3 separate regions of the Homo sapiens genome follow, and regions 2 and 3 are each linked to region 1. The links are chromatin loops, found by intact Hi-C in ENCODE. Cell type or tissue: chondrocyte. All regions are shown on one strand. Region 1 holds the start of DLGAP1 (DLG associated protein 1). Region 2 has its middle 58 kb from the start of LINC01892. Region 3 overlaps DLGAP1 (DLG associated protein 1).

Region 1 (2,500 bases):
ACTAACCAACTGAAACAACTTTACATTTAAGTACTAAATCTAAAGGAAATTAAGAACAGGGCTACTGACACCTGACTTCTATGAACTTTCTTGTTTCATGCCAGAGTATGAATTTTCTGAACCAAGGGTAGCGTTTATAACTTAAACTTTTTAAAATCATACATTTTGCATAGACATATTCATTATTTCTTTATAGGCTTGAATTTCCTTTTAAAAACTTAAAGAAAACTTTATATTCTTCTGGCATGAAATAAATTAGGATCTTGTAAAATTTCTTGCCTCCATGTCATTTCCGTTCAAGTTTTATTCAAGGAATAAAAAGTATTGCTTTATATGCAAAATGACCTAGGCCAATAGAAAGTCGTTTCCTGAACTGAAATCGTGCTATAAATAACAGTCAAAGGGCTGTTCTTTTTAGAACAGCTCTTTCAGGGTAAAAAATAATTTGCAGGATGTTTGCCTTAGGACCTAAAATCGCTTTCCTAGTTCTCAGCATTTCTCATCTCCATGTCTAACCACATCTTAGACTGATCTATCCTCACCTTCTACGAAGCCATTCACGAAGACCACAAAAGCTAAAAGATCTGTCTTTAATTGGTACTTTTATTATATGTCTTTCCTCGTAATTCCCTAACTTCACGTGTTATGGAAGGAGGCAGGGAGCATTCACCTCCCACGACCGGGAGTCAGTCTCTGTGTCAGGAGTAAGGAGTGAAGAGTCTCGCCTGGATCCACAAAAGACGTGACATCTCCCACCCAGCGTCCCACTGCTTGCCGCCTGGCTACCTTTAACCCCTTGCCCTCCGCACATCCTCCCCTTCTCTAGCAGAAAATTCCGCAGCGCTACGGTCGGGCTGGAGGCAAGCCCTGCAGCCGGGGGCGAGCGCGGCACTCGGACACAGGCACTCAGTGTCTCCGGCGCCGGCAGCCGAGCCACGGGCCACCCCTTCCCACGGCCTCCCGGTGCCACCCAGCGAGGCCGGGACAGCGCGCCTTCCGCAAAAAGCGCAGCAGCCGAAGTCCTGAAAGCAGGGTCTTCATCGCCGCGGGCCCTCCGAAGGTGCCTCTCCCAGCTGCAGCCGCCCCTCAATGAAAGTGCAATGTGTTATCTCGCCCAGCCCAGAGGAGAGGTCCCTGTTTGGCCTTGGTTCCAGCCCGGCTCATTCAATTCGCTGAATGTCGGGTCTCCCGGCCCGCCCCGCGATTCTCCGGGAATTGGCCTTGGCCGCGGGCAGGGGGCGACTCTCCAGTGACCTCCTCCTTGGACCCCATTTCTCTCTCTCTCTCTCTCTCTGTGCCTGTCTTTGTGTCTCTGTTTCTTTGGCTTTCTCTTACAAACGCACGGGGGAGTTGGTCCTTTTCCACAATGCCAAAATGTCACCCAAAAAGCTAGTGCAACAACTTGCTTTGCAAACGACCCAGGAGCCTGCCGAGAAAGCCCTGCGGGGAGCAGCCCCCTCCTCCCCTGCAAGGTGCATCGGGGGTGGGGTGGGGGTGCGAATTTGACCGGTGGACATGACCGGGACAGGGGACCGGTGTTCTCCTCCCCTCCCCCTTCCGGGACCCTGTCGCAATTAGAAATCCTTCCCCTGCCTGGGTCCCCGTGGGGAGCCGCGAGGACCGCATGGCCGGAGAGGACGCGCTCGCCCCCGAGATCCCAGGTTACCCGGAGGGCCCGGGAGTGCACCCCGGGCGGCTGAAAGGGTAAGGAGCGCGGACTCTCGAGCCAGCGGCCGGGGGAGCCCAGCCCGCAGCCCCTCCGCGGGCGAGGGAAGCGGCGACCGCGCGGCAGGCAGCAGCCAGGAGCCACCCAGCGCGCCGCGACCGCCGCCGCCGCGCACGCCCCAGCCCCGCGGCGCAGCCCGGCGTTACCTGGCCGCGTCCCGCAGTCCGGCCCTCGCTGGCTGCGTCCGTCCGTTGGTCCCACGAGCCTCGGAGGAAGGAGAGAGATGTCCCCGCGACCAGGACCGGCTCTCAGCGAGGTGACGGGAAGGACTCGAGAGAGGAGCCGAGGCGGCGGCGGCCGTTCGCGCCGCCTATGCTGCCGATTCCCCGAGGCGGAAGGTGTCCGCGAGGCCGTGTCCTGGAGATTGCGGCGCCCGAAGCGCAGCGCTCGCCTCTGGAGCGGAGGCTGAGCGCCGGGACGCGGCGGGCTGGGGCTGCAAGGCTGGGCTGGTGACCCGCCCCTGGGTGCATGTTAATACGGTGGGGAGGAGGAGTCCCGCGCTTCCTCCGCCCAACCACCGGAGCCGGCGGGCGGGCGGCGGCCGCGGCCCGGAGCCAGCCGCTCCCACCCGCCCCAGCTACTACGGCGCGGCGCGACCGCGGGCTCCGGCCCCAGCCCAGGCACGTGCGCCCAGGCCGCGGGGAGGCGCCGGCGCCTCCCGGAACGCGCTCCTGGCCTGCGAGTGCTGCCCGCTCAGTCTCCGGGTGGGAAGTGCGCTCGCCCCGGACCGAGGGGAAAGCCCAACATCCCCGGGATGGAACAGAGAGGCGGCCA
Region 2 (2,500 bases), 570 kb after region 1:
AAGGGAGCTTCCACAGTGATAATTTGGGCTGTCTTATTCTCAAGCAGCCCACTCTGACCCAGATTTCAGGGGGTCCTGTCATTTTAAATAAACTTTACTAATGCTTAACTATCACTGCATGTCTCTTGGTTGAGTTCTTTCCTCTCAGAAGATAAGAACCTAGGACCCCACACTTCCGGGTCACAATTTCTGATTGGAGTAATTCGAATTTGCGTAAAAAACAGCAATATTCTGCTTGCCATAATTAATTCTATCCCCCCAGTCCCATGCAGTCTAATTCCAATCCTGTAGTATTCTTTCAGTTCCTTCCTACTCGCGATAAAAACGAGAAAGGAGAAAATAGAGAAAAGAAAGACAAAAGCTGGTGCCAGTTGCCTGCTGACAAAGGAAAAGTCAGATTCCTGCCTTTGAGATCCACTATTTCTTGCTCTATTCCATGAAGAATTCTCCTACTCAAGTCAGCAGCTTGAAACTATTCTCCATAAATGAGTTGGATCTCCAGGATCTACATAATTCAGAATAAAGTCACTTATTCTTTTTCAGGTATGGAGAGCTCATTATAAAGTAAAATCAATCTTATACAGAAAAACAGAATGGCCACTGACAGAGGATGATAAAAGATGAGTGAGGTTGCAAGGTCAGTGCCTCTGTTTGTCACTTAGGGTCCGGGTAGCAGACAGAAACCACACAGTAATCTGAGCAAGAAAAGTTTAACGTAGAATTATTAGCATGGAATTGGAATAATGGAAAATTGGCTAGTGAGAGTTAAAGAGGATTCTTAAGAACACAACAGCAACAGATATAAGGGAAAACCAATGTCCTTAAGACTAGGGAACTCACAGAAGGGCTCCTCCAAGCCTGAAATGCATACCTCTCTGAATACTGGGAAGTCCTTAAGGACCTCACCAGTGGTTCTTGCTGAAAATCTGCCCTCTAAGGTGCCAAGAGGTTCTGTTGGCCACTGAACACTTCTGGAATCATGCCCTTAGGAGCCCAGTGCAAGAAAAATCCCTTACTCTGGTAACTCCTCAGGAAGCCAGAGCTGGAGAAAGCTGTGCTATTGCAAAATTTATGTACCCTGAAGGATCCCAGGGTTAGAGAAAACTACGCTGCTACGACAGCTGATCTCTGGAGAAAGCATCTGCAGGAGACCAGCACTAGAGAAACTGCACAGAGGTTAAGGCTGGCAGGTGAATGTACGAAGGGTGTGTCAGGGAGTGAAAAGCCCAGTCACCAGCAAGGCATCATTGGGAGGTCTTGGGTGCATGGTGTTCATGTAAGGTGGTCACCAGGCTAGAGTCAAGTTGGGACTTTTCAAAATGATTGTGCAGTCTGGACACACAGCAAGAGTAGAGCATCACTGAATGCACCCCCATCCCAGTATATACACACATACTGCTGATAAATCCATGGAAAAGCAGCACACCACCAGCCGCAGCAGCAGCTGTGGAACTAGGAAGCTCTCTCTTTCTCCAATCTCCCTCCAGCTCCCTCTACTGGCAAAGCTTGATATTGTACTTGCTGCAAAGAAATGCTTCATTACAGTGGAGAAGGTAATTGAAGGGTGAATGTGGAGCAGAAGCCATAAATTGGCAACTGTCATATGGCTAGTAAAGTATCATAAATTTCGGCCATGCGAGGTGGCTCACGCCTGTAATCCCAGCACTTTGGGAGGCAGAGGCGGGTGGATTACCTGAGGTCAGGAGTTCGAGACCAGTCTGGCCAACATGGTGAAACCCCATCTCGGCTAAAAATACAAAAATTAGCCAGGCATGGTGGCACACGCCTGTAATCCCAGCTACTTGGGAGGCTGAGGCAGGAGAATTGCTTGAGCCTGGGATACAGAGGTTGCAGTGAGCTGAGATCCTGCCACTGCACTCCAGCCTGGCTGACAGAGTAAGACTCTGTCTCAAAAAAAAAAAAAAAATCATAAATTTCAATCAATGCATAAATAATAAATAAATCACAGAGTCCTGAGCTGACTTGGAAATCCCAAATTAAAATATAATGTTGCATAGGTAGTAACTAATATTAGCTTCAGTTTCATTACTTGCAAAATATGTGTTACTCACCTCAATTCACCAATTTAATTTAGCGAATAAAAATGGAAATATTAAAACCTCTCATCGTTGGTCACTATCCCCAAAAGCTTTCTTTCTCAGCTATTCAATCCTTATAGTCTAAAGACTGAAGCATTTGATTCTTCTCACTCTGTAACTCTCTTACTCTTTGCATTCAAGGAATCACCATAATTATCTTAATTTCTGCTGCCAAAAATTTAAAACCTTTGAATCTAACATCATGAATTTTATCACCTGGTGCCTGTTTCTTTCTATTGTTACTACTCTAATACATTGTATAATATTGTCACAGTTTAATCTACCTAAAACACTTCTTGTTACATCAAGTTTTATTTTAAAAAATAAGTAACCATCTTATGTTTGATCAAATTAAACTTTCTTAGACTTGCATAAAATGTCCCACATTCAGCTGCCTCAAA
Region 3 (2,500 bases), 350 kb before region 1:
ATACTCACTTATCGTTGAGTTTGTGAATAACATGTATTTACTTCAACTTATAAATTTTGATATAACCTTTGAACTTTTGGGTTAACCCAAAGAAACATGTAAATGGCAGAAATGTATTGCTATTTAAAGTAATTTAAATGCGATCTATTTCTACAAATGTTTGTTGCTTTTTTATCTCTGATATCCAAAAATCAGGAGAAAAGGAGGCCTTAAAAGTTGTAATTAGGCCGGGCGCGGTGGCTCACGCCTGTAATCCCAGCACTTTGGGAGGCCGAGGTGGGCGGATCATGAGGTCAGGAGATCGAGACCATCCTGGCTAACACGGTGAAACCCCGTCTCTACTAAAAATACAAAAAAAATTAGCCGGGCGTGGTGGCGGGCACCTGTAGTCCCAGCTACTCGGGAGGCCGAGGCAGGAGAATGGCGTGAACCCGGGAGGCGGAGCTTGCAGTGAACCGAGATCGCGCCACTGCACTCCAGCCTGGGCGACAGAGCGAGGGTCCGTCTCAAAAAAAAAAAAAAAAAAAAAAAAAAAAGTTGCAATTAAACTAAAAACTGCTTAATTTTTAAAAAAGGTTTTTGTTTTGTTTTGTTTTAAGAAGTAGCAGTTGGTAACTGTCTCTAGCTCAGAGACAATACATGGCCAGGAAAAGATTGCTCATCTCAACTCAGAGGATAAGGGCCACAAAACAGCACGTTCAGTGCCAAGAAACCTACGATGTGGCTGTAGCTCACACAGAAGCCCGGGTTCTAGTCCTGAGACCTCCAAGGGAAACTTCTGCCCTTGGAAATTCACCCCTTTTCCAATCATTACGCTAGTATTTCATTGGCAGAAAGGCAGGCTGCACAATCAGCTGTCATGCCCCCAGCCCTGCATGCATCACCTTTCCACATTCCGTGGGTGTAGGACGAGGCTAGGGCGAGGAGTGGGTAGAAGAAATTGTATTTGCCTTTGGTAATTTTAAGTTTGACCACTGCATTGCGTTTAGCTGTTTTAACTGTGCAGGTCAGAAAATGTGCCCAGGTTTGCTAAAATAAATGCATAAATGCAACTCACGAAGTGCCAGTAGTACTTCCTTCAGCCGGCAGAGGGCAGAACAGAGGAACAGAACTTCACAAAGCAAGGCGCTGCCTGTCTTCTCAGACCAAAACACAAACCAGAAGCTGTGTTTTCCTTTGTTTCTTCAGAAAAGTTGTACGTAGAAGAATAGCATTTTTGAAGGAGGACTTTCACCAAAGCTTTTAATATCAGAATAATATATCCACTTTAGTATTTGATGTGTCCAGTGTCAAGACATCCAGATTCACCCAAACTGTGGCAGGGATGAGGCAGGAGAGACCCGAATACAGAGCTGTCCAGTGTGCCAATTTCAGTCAATTCTTAGATCAATCCGGAGTGTATAATTCTCAGAAAGGAAAAGATTTGTGGATTTTGTTATAGTTGTTTCATGCCAATGAACGTTCTCGTCACATTCTGATCGTTTAAAATAAAATGCACTAGATTTACTTTAACACTTTGGTCTCTGAAAGAGAAAGAAAGCCACGCGGCTTAATAAAAGCAACCCAATGCAAGTATTTGTTTTAAAACTGCCTAGCTAAAACACAGCGCCGCTGGATTACAATTGCCTCTTTGCTGAAGCAAAACACACATGGTGCTTAGATTCTACTTCAGCCTGAACTCCTTTTGAAAGGAAAGGGAGAAAGCTGTAGTGGAATGTGATTCACAATTCAGCCTTTCTATAAGGCCTGACACTCCCATGAGGCTTAAATGGAATCACACAGTGAATTTTCCACCGGCGAAATTTACTAGGGAAAGCCGTCTGGAAGCTGTCTTTTAGTAGAAGCACAGGAAGCCCGTGCGATCGATGAAGAATACCGACCCTCCTCTAGCTACGTCTGGCTCCCCTTTCCCTATCCTGCTTCCCAATGTACTTGTTCCCCATGACCCAGAATGGATTACAATGCCTTCTGCCTCACCATTATGAAAAAAGGGATTTCAGGGTTTCTTTCTGGGGGGATGAAATTGAAAGGTTTTAATATTTAGGCTGTAGTGATGGTTGCGTAGCACTGCTAATAAATATACCAAAAACCGTTGAACTACACATTTTAAATTGGTGAACTGAGTGATGTGTAAATTATTTCTTAACAAAGCTGTTAAAAATAAATTGATTTATCTCTCTACGATAGAAATGAATGTAATGTAATGAATAGTAATATTGAAACTCGCTTGCTTTTTAGCTAAAATGAGAGTCAAAGCAACATTATTTGATTGCCAGATTCTATTTCCTTTTAAGTTTTTTATTCTTCCATTTGGTGTTTGTGTGTCTGATTTTCTTTCTAGATTTTTCTTTTAGTGTTTCAGGTCCGAAGAAAAATCTTGGTTTTTGTTTATTTACTCTAAGAATTGAAAAATCTATAGATGGGGTGCAGAAAATGCTACCTCAAAATATAGCCCCTAGGCATACTGAGTAACTTGAGAAAACAGTGGAAGCAGGGACAT

The links. A loop is a pair of places that touch in the nucleus more often than their neighbours do. Peaks named below come from ENCODE experiments on the same cell type or tissue, not always from the same donor. Only the 100,000 strongest peaks of a DNase experiment are listed, where the experiment ranks them.
Region 2: a loop joins it to region 1, with 4 times the contacts of the local background. A loop is called at or near these places in 4 of 110 quality-filtered maps.
Region 3: it touches region 1 in a loop (9-fold over the local background); 5 of 110 quality-filtered maps call a loop at or near these places.

What each region holds. Positions count from the first base shown.
Region 1 is chr18:4,453,134-4,455,633 of GRCh38, forward strand. It overlaps DLGAP1 (DLG associated protein 1), which reads right to left and starts at 2,174. Exons shown (of 13, transcript NM_004746.4): 1 at 1,873-2,174. RefSeq lists a silencer at 2,194-2,323. In chondrocyte, CTCF peaks have their summits at 1,204 and 2,372; DNase peaks (open chromatin) are centred at 958 and 2,218.
Region 2 is chr18:5,022,014-5,024,513 of GRCh38, forward strand. No RefSeq gene overlaps it. Among named protein-coding and RNA genes, the nearest start is that of LINC01892, 58 kb to the right of the region's middle. In chondrocyte, CTCF peaks have their summits at 1,496 (motif pointing left) and 1,696; no DNase peak of the experiment used is centred here.
Region 3 is chr18:4,105,524-4,108,023 of GRCh38, forward strand. All of the region lies in intron 2 of DLGAP1 (DLG associated protein 1), which reads right to left. Among named protein-coding and RNA genes, the nearest start is that of DLGAP1-AS4, 140 kb to the left of the region's middle. In chondrocyte, CTCF peaks have their summits at 1,086 (motif pointing right) and 1,296; no DNase peak of the experiment used is centred here.